4 separate regions of the Homo sapiens genome follow, and all the other regions are linked to region 2. Evidence: chromatin contacts called from ENCODE Hi-C or POLR2A ChIA-PET data. All regions are on one chromosome and are shown on one strand. Each heading gives the region's core, a stretch centred on a gene start or an enhancer-like site at or near the end of the contact. The rest is flanking DNA. Distances are from core to core; before and after follow the strand shown.

Evidence for each region. Hi-C counts contacts between places; a loop is a spot of excess contacts on that map. ChIA-PET counts read pairs that join two places held with the same protein, here RNA polymerase II (POLR2A). Pooled maps may share reads with other maps.
Region 1: a pooled map shows a loop between it and region 2 (7-fold over the local background). The contact joins the promoter of PEX6 here to the promoter of TAF8 in region 2. A Hi-C loop is called at or near these places in 6 of 50 pooled maps. POLR2A ChIA-PET finds 5 or more read pairs at or near these places in 2 of 52 experiments (GM12878 and Panc1).
Region 3: a pooled map shows a loop between it and region 2 (16-fold over the local background). The contact joins the promoter of RPL7L1 here to the promoter of TAF8 in region 2. A Hi-C loop is called at or near these places in 1 of 37 single-sample maps with no recorded cell type and 10 of 50 pooled maps. POLR2A ChIA-PET finds 5 or more read pairs at or near these places in 4 of 52 experiments (HCT116, PC-9, activated CD4-positive, alpha-beta T cell and 1 more).
Region 4: a loop to region 2 is called in a map of naive thymus-derived CD4-positive, alpha-beta T cell, with 6 times the contacts of the local background. The contact joins the promoter of KLHDC3 here to the promoter of TAF8 in region 2. A Hi-C loop is called at or near these places in 1 of 168 maps with a recorded cell type or tissue (naive thymus-derived CD4-positive, alpha-beta T cell), 2 of 37 single-sample maps with no recorded cell type and 10 of 50 pooled maps.

The regions. Positions count from the first base shown.
Region 1 is chr6:42,977,741-42,980,440 of GRCh38, reverse strand. PEX6 (peroxisomal biogenesis factor 6) reads left to right here and starts at 1,260. Exons shown (of 17, transcript NM_000287.4): 1 at 1,260-2,172. The coding sequence starts at 1,291. RefSeq lists silencers at 458-654, 1,309-1,688 and enhancers at 849-898, 1,059-2,000.
Region 2 is chr6:42,049,240-42,051,939 of GRCh38, reverse strand. TAF8 (TATA-box binding protein associated factor 8) reads right to left here and starts at 1,416. Exons shown (of 9, transcript NM_138572.3): 1 at 1,354-1,416; 2 at 427-583. The coding sequence starts at 1,398. It also overlaps a transcript of CCND3 not described here. RefSeq lists enhancers at 690-1,241, 911-1,460, 1,242-1,793.
Region 3 is chr6:42,878,281-42,880,980 of GRCh38, reverse strand. RPL7L1 (ribosomal protein L7 like 1) reads right to left here and starts at 1,365. Exons shown (of 6, transcript NM_001366481.3): 1 at 1,030-1,365; 2 at 15-120. The coding sequence starts at 1,070. RefSeq lists enhancers at 1,104-1,163, 439-1,395, 1,184-1,653, 1,396-2,353.
Region 4 is chr6:43,012,811-43,015,510 of GRCh38, reverse strand. KLHDC3 (kelch domain containing 3) reads right to left here and starts at 1,262. Exons shown (of 11, transcript NM_057161.4): 1 at 1,163-1,262. MEA1 (male-enhanced antigen 1) reads left to right here and starts at 1,565. Exons shown (of 4, transcript NM_014623.4): 1 at 1,565-1,725; 2 at 2,122-2,396; 3 at 2,483-2,585. The coding sequence starts at 1,698. RefSeq lists an enhancer at 1,314-1,433 and a silencer at 1,644-1,693.

The DNA.
Region 1 (2,700 bases), core at 11-2,510, 930 kb before region 2:
CCCGTCTCTACTGAAAATACAACATTAGCTGGGTGTGGTGGCACACACCTGTAATCTCAGCTACTTGGGAGGCTGGGGCAGGAGATTCTTTGAACCTGGGAAGCGGAGATTGCAGTGAGCTGAGATCGTGCCATTGCACTCTGGCCTGGGCAACAAGACCGAAACTCCGTCTCAAAAAAAAAATTGGCTGGGTATGGTGGCGTGTGCCTGTGGTCCCGGCTACAGTTACTCGGGAGGCTGAGGTGGGAGATCACTTGAGCCTGGGACGGTAGAAGCTGCAATGAATGGGGATCGTGCCACTGTACTCCAACCTGGGTGACAGAGTAGGACCCTGTTGCCATAAAAAAGGAAATGTGGCCTACCACTAGCTGAGTGTCTTGTACAGAACAGTGGAGGTGAAGAGAAGGATGGAATCTAAATAACAGCACACGCAGGAAGTCGACTGTTGGTGTTATGCTGACAGAAGCCTTGAACTCCTTTCCTTCTGCCTGCTCTGCTGCCTGCCCCGCTCTAGGATAGAAAGTGAATGGGTTTCCGATCTGCAAGGATTTGGGGGGGGGGGGTGAAAGAAAAGCTGTTTTGTCTTCAACTTAAGTTTGGTGGGAGTAAAACAAACAGAACAATGAACAGGGCAAGAAGTCCTGGAACATGGGTTTTGTGCCAGATGTGCTGGAACATGTGTGGTGGCACCAAGCACTCCAGGGCTGTATGAATCACATCTAGTAATTCACTCAGCAGCCACTATATACCTATAAGCAAGTGTGAGACAGTTTTCTAATCCTGCTACTCCCTCCTGCAACCTTTCCTGCAACCCTCAAACCTCAGTGCTCACAGTTCCACAGGGGAAGCTGCAGGAGCTCCGCAGAGGAGCGGACTCCTTCCGAAACATTTCACCTAGAGCTCCCAGTACTGGGCCCAGTCATCCCGAGCATGCTGACTGTTCATTTATCAGTCAATAAACTGTTACGTTCATGCCACGGGGAAAAATAGTTAAGAGAACATTACTTCCGTAGAAGGCAAAGATAAATCCCTTAAGCACAAGTTCAAATGGCGCATGGGTAAACGCTACGCAACCGCAGCGATGAAGGTTACTGCCTATCGAGGCACGACGCAGATCAATCCGAGGCGCAGCTAACCCCCTCAGAGCAAGTTCGCGGCACCCGACCCCCCTCCCCTTTTCCTCTGGCCTCCCCTGACGGAAGCGGAAGCGGCCCTCGCGCACACTAGTCGTCTGGCTCTCTGGCTCCGGAAGCTGCGCTCCTTCACCCTCCTCGTTGGTGTCCTGTCACCATGGCGCTGGCTGTCTTGCGGGTCCTGGAGCCCTTTCCGACCGAGACACCCCCGTTGGCAGTGCTGCTGCCACCCGGGGGCCCGTGGCCGGCGGCGGAGCTGGGCCTGGTGCTGGCCCTGAGGCCTGCAGGGGAGAGCCCGGCAGGGCCGGCGCTGCTGGTGGCAGCCCTGGAGGGGCCGGACGCGGGCACCGAAGAGCAGGGTCCCGGGCCGCCGCAGCTACTGGTTAGCCGCGCGCTGCTGCGGCTCCTGGCACTGGGCTCCGGGGCCTGGGTGCGGGCGCGGGCGGTGCGGCGGCCCCCGGCGCTAGGTTGGGCACTGCTTGGCACCTCGCTGGGGCCTGGGCTCGGACCGCGAGTCGGGCCGCTGCTGGTGAGGCGCGGAGAGACCCTCCCAGTGCCCGGACCGCGGGTGCTGGAGACGCGGCCGGCGTTGCAAGGGCTGCTGGGCCCAGGGACTCGGCTGGCTGTGACTGAGCTCCGCGGGCGGGCCAGACTGTGTCCAGAGTCTGGGGACAGCAGTCGGCCCCCACCCCCGCCCGTGGTGTCCTCCTTTGCGGTTTCTGGCACAGTGCGGCGACTCCAGGGAGTTCTGGGAGGGACTGGAGATTCACTAGGGGTGAGCCGGAGCTGTCTCCGTGGCCTTGGCCTCTTCCAGGGCGAATGGGTGTGGGTGGCCCAGGCCAGAGAGTCATCGAACACTTCACAGCCGCACTTGGCTAGGGTGCAGGTCCTAGAACCTCGCTGGGACCTCTCTGATAGACTGGGACCCGGCTCTGGACCGCTGGGAGAGCCCCTCGCTGACGGACTGGCGCTTGTCCCTGCCACTTTGGCTTTTAATCTTGGCTGTGACCCCCTGGAAATGGGAGAGCTCAGAATTCAGGTAGGATAAAGGACTGGGGTCAGGAGTGCTTCCTCTTTCTTATACCCTCTTCTCTGTCTTAGGTAAATTGGAAGATTTAGGACTCGTGCCCCATATCATCCCGGACTTTGAACATAATGTTTCTAGCCGGGCGCGGTGACTCACGCCTGTAATCCCAGCACTTTGGGAGGCCGAGGCGAGCGGATCACTTGGGGTCGGGAGTTCGAGACCAGCCTGACCAACATGGAGAAACCCCGTCTCTACTAAAAAAATGTAAAATTAGCCGGGCGTGGTGGTGCATGCCTCTAATCCCAGCTACTTGGGAGGCTGAAGCAGGAGAATCGCTTGAACCTGGGAGGCGGAGGTTGCGGTGAGCCAAGATCGCGCCATTGGACTCCAGCCTGGGCGATAAGAGTGAAACTCTGTCTCAAAAAAAAAAAAAAAAAAGCATAATGTTTCTTAGCCTCATTTATCTATTTTCTTTTTCTTTCTTTCCTTTTTTTTTTTTTTTTTTTTTTTTTGAGATGGGGTCTTGCTCTGTCACCCAGG
Region 2 (2,700 bases), core at 167-2,666:
GGCTGGAGTGCAGTGGTGCGATCTCAGTTCACTGTAACCTCTGCCTCCCAGATTCAAGCGATTCTCCTGCCTCAGTCTCCCGAGTGGCTGGGATTATAGACACCTGCCACCACGCCCAGCTAATTTTTTTGTGTGTTTTTTAGTAGAGACGGGGTTTCGCCACGTTGGCCAGGCTGGTCTTGAACTCCTGACTTCAGGTGATCCACCCGCCTCAGCCTCCTAAAGTACTGGGATTACAGGCGTGAGCCACCACGCTCGGCCCATTGTGCTGTTTTCTTTTCTCAACTTTTTACATTAAAAAAAATTTTTTTTCTCCCCTCTTAAGAAAAAAGTTTGTTTCTTAAATCCTCTCAAACACTATCACAAAGCAGGGCACAGAACTGATGTTGGGGTTGACTCCAAGGCCAAGTGTTTCCATGTACTCACAGCTCTGCAGCATCTCTGTCAGCGTTTCCACGGATGCTTTCTCGGCACTCTCAAACCCTGCCTCTGTCAGCAAGGAGCTCACAACCACCTGCAGGGTTCTCCTCCGGGCCAGATGATAGTTATCGGCAGGGTTAGTGGACTGTTTACTTCCCGATCTCTGTGAATCAGCAGAGAGATTTTCATCCACAGGAGAAGGATGCAATCACATAGTTCATACGTGGTCAACGGCAAGCAAAGTTATTTTACTAAATAATTTTATTTTAAAAATCAGTGCTTAATGTTTAGATTTACAGATCTTGGCCAACTGAGTAAAAATTGAGCACCCAAGGTGCTTTAAATACAGAGACCACTTCTCCGCTTACCTAAAACGTACAGTCCCAATGAGATAAAATAGCAGGTCTTTTACTTTCTACTTTAGCAGATTATTAGAATACATAGCTGAAGAAACACGCATGATGGGATTAAGACGTGTCCCGCAGAAAAAACAGGATCCCTCTCTTGTGCCTCCCATCTTCACACCATTTCATTGAAAGGGAAAATGAAAACAGTAACAAGAGGTGACCGCGAGGAGAGGAGGGCAAAAGATAAAAGCACAAAAAAGTAAGAAAGCTAAATATTTTGAAACGGGAATGCCTTTCAACTTTGGCCGGCCAATAAGAAGGCGAAAACGGCATCTTCAGACCAATCGGGGGTGTTCCGGGCTCCCAACCCCCAACAGCGAACGAGCCAATCAAGACACAGGTCCGCCAACTCCGGAGGCCGCAGCCAAGTCCCAAGGAGGGGGCGCCTACGGCCTGAAAACACCCTCCGCCAGTCGGAGCTCATGATGGGGCTGAATTTCTGGGCATTATCTTGTTGCTCAGTCGAGGGGAAAGTTGCAGGATACCCAAACTCTCTCGGCTCCGAGCCCGCGCTTCCTGCCCTTACCGTTCCGGAGCCACCGGCCCCAGCTGTGGCCGCCGCGTCGGCCATCTTGTTCTGGCGTAGTGTGCGCGAGCGCGGGGCGCGATGGGACTTGTAGTCGCGGGGCGGGGCGGGGCGGGGCGGCGTGCGCCCCTTGGTTTTCCGAAGCCCAGTCGGTTGGGGGACGCCTCCGGTGACCCCGGCTCACGTGACTTTTTTTTTTTTTTTTTGGATACAGAGTCTTGCTCCGTTTCACAGGCTAGAGTGCAATGGCGCGATCTCGGTTCACTGCAACCTCCACCTCCCAGGCTCAAGCGATCCTCCCGCCTCAGCCTCCGGAGTAGCTGGGATTACAGGCGGGCACCACCACGCCCCGCTAGTTTTTGTATTTTTAGTAGAGACCGAGTTTCGCCATGTTGGCCAGGCTGGTCTCGAACACCTAAGCTCAAGCAGTCCGCGGCCTCGGCCTCACAAGGTGCTGGGATTACAGGCGTGAGCTACCGCGCCAGCCTCACGTGACCTTTTGAGAGTGAAGTGTTCTGGGGCCTTCAGTGGCTTGGTTGTGGGCCAGGAAAACGCGCCCGGTTTCACTGAGTTAAAAGAAACCTATTTTAATATGAAAATCGGTTCTTATAAAGAGCATACCAGGAGATCATCTACACTCGCAGGGTTTTCCAAACTTGTCTTATTATTAGTAACACCTGGCTGGGCCCAGCCCAATCCCAGTGACTTCACTCTCTGGAAGAGGGGCTTGGGAATCTTTCTCATTAAGGAGCTCCCCAGATGATTCTTCTGAGCGAGTAATGTTGGGAAACCCTGGAGCATCCAGCCTGGTGATTTTGTGCTGAGGGCCGCCCCGCCTGTCAATGGCCCACTTGGAAGTAGAGCCTGGACCACCTAGTCCAAGTCTATCGCTGCATCCTGCTGCCTTCGCGCCCTCGACCCGCAAGTATTTGCGAGGCAAGTCTAGGGGGCGGGAGACTTGTCCCTTGCCGCCTCACTCCCAGGGCGTGGGGTGCCCGCGGCTACCAGTGGTTTTCTCCCTAGCCTGTCAGCCCCTCTAGCTGCGCCGTGTTCGTCCCCATTTGCAGGTGCCTGGCAGGACGCAGATTCTGGGCTTGGATCCTAACACTAGCCAGCTATGGTACTTCGGGCACTTGACCTTAATCCTCAGTGTGTCTCAGTTTCCTCTTCTGTAAAGCTGGGGGAAAGATGAGATGATACACAGAAAGAGTCTGTCACAGTGCCTGACGTGTAGTAAGAGTCAAGAAATCGGCCGGGCGCGGTGGCTCTCGCCTGTAATCCCAGCACTTTGAGAGGCCGAGGCGGGTGGATCACCTCAGGTCAGGAGTTCGAGACCAGCCTGACCAA
Region 3 (2,700 bases), core at 116-2,615, 830 kb before region 2:
TTCCCCACCATTACCTCCTTCTTTGCCAAAAGTGCCTGCTTTGCCTGGGTGGCTTTGAGGGCTTGATAAGCCTTCCTCTTTTTCAGGAGATTTTCTGGAACCAAAGGGATTTTTCTTTGCCTGATGCAGAAAATTGAGATCAGAGATAACATTTAGAAAAGAACACTTGGCCGGGCTCGGTGGCTCAAGCCTGTAATCCCAGCACTCTGGGAGGCCGAGGTGGGTGGATTACCTGAGGTCAGGAGTTCGAGACCAGCCTGACCAACATGGTGAAACCCCCGTTTCTACTAAAAATAAAAAATCAGCTGGGCGTGGTGGCGCACGCCTGTAATCCCAGCTACTCGGGAGACTGAGGCAGGAGAATCGCTTGAACCCGGGAGGCGGAGGTTGCACCGAGCCGAGATCCCGACACTGCGCTCCAGCCTGGGGGACAGAGCAAGACTCCGTCTCAAAACAAAAACAACAACAAAAAAGAAAACGAACATTCAATGGATTTCCAAACCAATTCAATATCCTGGGCTTTAGGGAACATTACTGTTTTCAAGTATCTGAAGAAAGATTCCCCTGAAACCTGCGGTTTCTGACTCCAGGCCTCATAAATCCATCCCTAATAGTCACTCATCCCCAAAGCCTCGGAAAATAATGAATCCTTTAGCCTCTGGGTTCGTATAAGTTAACAGGGTTTTCACGGCCACAGTTCTTCATAGGCACTAGCAGCGACGAATCTATGGGGTTGGGGCGGGGGCAGGCCTATCTGCAGAGTTAACACTTGTCGGGCTGGGTGAATTCAACTGTGGCACTCCAGCCCGCTGCCTGAAGTCAATCCTCGCCTCTCCAGATAACCCGAACTTGACCGCGGTCCCCTCCCTCCTCCGCCACAGCGCTACTCCTCCTCACCCCCACCCTTTGTAAACTGTGGCCTTTTCTATTCCTAGAGCCCACAGGAATCCGCCACCAAGGCATAAACACCGTGGATGGCACCGGATACTCAAGACCCCACTCCAGATATTCAAAGCCCCAAACACTCACTCTTGCTCCGCCATCTTTCTAGTGGTGCAGCTACTGATCATGCGCAACCCCACCACATGGGGAAGACAGCACACGCTCTGTTTACTTGACCATAGAGACGTCTGTTCTAGCTCACGCTGGAGGACCAGTCAGCGTTCACTTAGCCGCAGTGAGCCCTTGAGGTCCCGCTAACCCCGATTCCTGCCAAAAGTTGCACCGCTTCTTAGGGTTTTTAGAGCCTGTGTTATTTTCAAAACCCAGCCCTTTTCTTGTAAGTTACAGTTTCATCACAAGCGGCCTGGCTGTGGACAGCAAAGTGCTTCCCACAATGCACCTATGGCGTCCGCTCCTAGCTACGGCGCCGCACTTCCGGCGCGGCTGTGCTGCGTCTCTGGGGAGGAAGACAGGCAAACTCCGCGAAACATTTTCGCTCTGTGGAAAAACTTGGAGGCTATGGCTTTGGCTCTCACGTGTAGGTGGAAGTGTTTGTTGAGGACTTAGAGTGGTAAAGCAGGTAGCTGCAATTCCGTCTGCTTGGCCCCGTCGATGCGTCCTTGAACACGTTATTTAACCCCTCTATACTGCGGCTTCATTACCCATAAAATGGGTGTACAGTAATAATAGGTCTACCTAATGGCGTTACGAGGATTACAGGAGATTAGATAAAGCGTTTAGCAGTGTCTGTCAGCACTATGTTTGTTACTATTACTGCTGGACCGAAAACTACAACATGCTTCCTTCCCGTCTAAAACCGTTACACAGGCCGGGCGCGGTGGCTCACGCCTGTAATCCCAGCACTTTGGGAGGGAGGCCGAGACGGGAGGATCACCTGAGGTCAGGAGTTCGAGATCAGCCTGGCCAACACGGCGAAACCCCGTCTTGGGCGGAGGTTACAGTGAGCCGAGATCGCGCCACTGCCCACCAGCCTGGGCGACAGAGCAAGACTCCGTCTCAAAAAAACAAAAAGAAAAGAAAAGAAAAAAAAAGAATAAAAATAAAACCCTTATGCAGCTCTCATCGCCCGGAATTTGCGTTCTTCCCTCCCAGTCTATATAGAATCCTGAAAAACAGTAGGTCGGGCCGGTGGCTTTCACCTGTAATCCCAGCACTTTGGGAGGCCAAGGCAGGTGGATCACTTGAGGTCAGGAGTTGGAGACCAGCATGGCTAAGATGGTGAAACCCCGTCTCTACTAAAAATACAAAAAATTAGCTGGGCGTGGTGGCTCGCGCCTGAAGTCCCAGAAGGCGGAGGCTGCGTGAGCCGAGTTTGTGCCACTTGCACTCCAGCCTGGGCGACAGAGCGAGACAGTCTCAAAAAAAACAAGAAATAAATTTTTTTTAAAATTAAAAATCCTGAAAAACAACACAAGTCTTATCATCTCTGGAAACCTCCAGAGCAGCGCTTCTCAAGCATTAATAGTGAATAGGAGTCACCTGAAGATTTTACTAAAATACAGATTTTTATTCAGGAGGCCGGGTGGGGAGCTGATATTCTGCTTTTTTTTTTTTTTTTTTTTTGAGATGGCGTCTCGCTCTGTCGCCCAGGCTGGAGTGCAGTGGCGCGATCTTGGCTCACTGCAAGCTCCGCCTCCCGGGTTCACGCCATTCTCCTGCCTCAGCCTCCCGAGTAGCTGGGACTACAGGCGCCCGCCACCACGCCTGGCTAATTTTTTGAATTTTTAGTAGAGATTT
Region 4 (2,700 bases), core at 13-2,512, 960 kb before region 2:
CTGAGGTTTTTTCAGGCAAATCCTTGCAACTGACAATGCTTTTGCTGGCAAGCATCTCCTGAGTTTGGGTGTATCATCATCTGCTCCCTGTTTAAGAAGCCCTGGCAGAGGAAAGGGCCAGGCAAAACCTCAGGCACTAAAACAGCTCAAATAAGGGAGGCCCCTTGCAGGAAAGAGACATGGCTTTCAGCTGGCTTGCTAGTCCCACCCACCCAACCTCCCCCAACTCCACACCCTAAGCTTTAAATAGCCATGGGACCCATCCTGAAATAGCCCCAGCAGGAAGCTACTCTCACTTCATTACTCCCGCTCTCCAAAATATCTTGGGTCTGGGCTTGTGGAGACTGTTAGGAGGTCGATGGGCTTAAGAATGGAAGTCTTCCATCCTCCCTTATATTCTCTATTCTTCCCTTCAGATATGTCAAGGTAAAGTAAAATATGCACAGGAGAGGAGATAAGCAATTCCAGCCAAAGGTGGAGAAAAAAAATTTTAGTTTCTCTGCCATATAAACAACTCAAATTCAAGGAGAACAAGCCCCCAGGCGCTCAGGGGCTCCTCTTATCCCTGGGTCTCCCCAGTCCTCCATCACCACCAAGCATTTTCAAACTTCTTCTATTCCCTTAATGTATCTACCCGCCTGGTCTCTTGCATTTTTTATTCCCCATTTCTCGCCCTTCTTGATCTCGTGAGAGCTTTGCAGTTTTCTCATTTTTCCTTCTCCTACCATTCCAAGCTCCACCCAACAGCCCTCCATTTTCCCACCTCCACTAAGGAAAGAAAAATTAGCATGCACTGACCACGATACCCCTCTCTGCATATGACTCTATCCCTGTCTTCTTCCAGACATTCCGGCCTCCCCTAGCCCACCACGCCAGACACCCCTCCCCTTCCATTATGCTCAGCTTCCCTGTTTTCATGGCCCAGTCTTCCTTCCCATTTCCTTCATTGCTTCCTCCAGACACCAGGTCTCTCCTACCCATCTCCTCGCCATCCTCCCCTAGCCCTGCTTTCCCCATTAACACTCTCCTTTCCCATCATCCCCCTAGCTCCCTCCCCACCCCCACCTCATCACTCTCAGGCCCCTCCCCCGCCACTCCAGCTCCAGACAGCACGTCCTAAGCCCCCTAATTCTCCCTTGCCCTTCTACCCATCCCAGGCTACCTGCCAGGCCGAGCCGGGGCGGGGCCGCGGGTCCTCGAGCTGCCTGCAGCCTAGAACCCGTTGCGCGCCAACCGACGCCTTAGTCCCCAACGAGATAAACACAGCCAAGCTCGGTTCTTCCGGCGGGCAGCTGTGCGCGCACGTGCAGTCGTAGCTAAGTGCCGGAGGCATTTCGGGACTTGTAGTCCATACGTTTCCTGAGGGACGAGAGGGCTGAGGAGTGGGCAGGGGCGTAGGAGAGATTCTGCGCATGTGCAAATATGTGTCGAGACCGAGGAGGCCACTGGGTAATGCAGTCCTTTGTTTTTTGGGCTGGGAATGACGGAGGCGGGGCAAGGGGCGGACTCCTCGTCCTCGCCAGCGTCAATCATGGATATGGGGCGGGGCTGGAGGACTAGGCACCTCTGCACGTCCTGCCCCGCCGGAAGTGGAGGCCGCGGGCTCTGAGCGGGTGAGGCGCGCGGGAACACCGGCGCCGGGATTCGGATGGGGGCGGGTGGGGGACGCTGCAGCTGGGGCCATTTGAGGGGAGCCCATGGGGCCTGAAAGGCATCTGTCAGGCGGTACAGAGGGGGTCCTCTAGGAGAGGGGAGAAGGGGGCGGGTACGCCGACCTGTTTAGGGGAGTCTGATGACCCAGAGTTCCCAAGTCGCGGGGGAGGCGTGGCGCGGGGAGCCGGGGTTCTGGAAGGGGTGTCTTTTAGGAGGTGGCAGGGCCTCCGGTTGGGCGTTTAACTAGGAAGTGGCGGAGCAAGTTGGTGGGGCCTGGTTCAAGATAAGAACCCCGACTTAGGAGGGGGAGGAACGAGAGGCTGGAATTGGGGCGGAGGGGTGGAGGATGCAGGAGCCTCGGGGAGGAGCTGGTTTTTTGCACGCAGGAGACTACAAGGAGATGATGAGAGGATGAAGATGGGCCTGGTTTCATCCGATCCCTGTCCTACCGCCTCCCTGTTCTTGCAGCCCCTGCCCGGATGGCAACAGTAGTTCTAGGAGGAGACACCATGGGCCCTGAGCGTATCTTCCCCAATCAGACTGAGGAACTGGGACATCAGGGCCCTTCAGAAGGCACTGGGGATTGGAGCAGTGAGGAGCCTGAGGAAGAGCAGGAGGAAACGGGGTCGGGCCCAGCTGGCTACTCCTACCAGCCCCTGAACCAAGATCCTGAACAAGAGGAGGTGGAACTGGCACCAGTGGGGGATGGAGATGTAGTTGCTGACATCCAGGATCGAATCCAGGTAGGGTGGAGGAGGGATGGTTCCTGAACAGGTGAAGCTGGGCTCCCTGAAAGCCTAGACCCAAACGGTCTTCTGTGGCTCTGCAGGCCCTGGGGCTTCATTTGCCAGACCCACCATTAGAGAGTGAAGATGAAGATGAGGAGGGAGCTACAGCGTTGAACAACCACAGCTCTATTCCCATGGACCCAGGTAAAAGATCATTCTTTCATTCTGGAATAATTACTAAGGAAATGAACTGGCATGAGTCAGTAGAAGGAAGTTTCAGAGGAAGACCCTATCCTAAAAAGATAGTTTGTAAACTAAG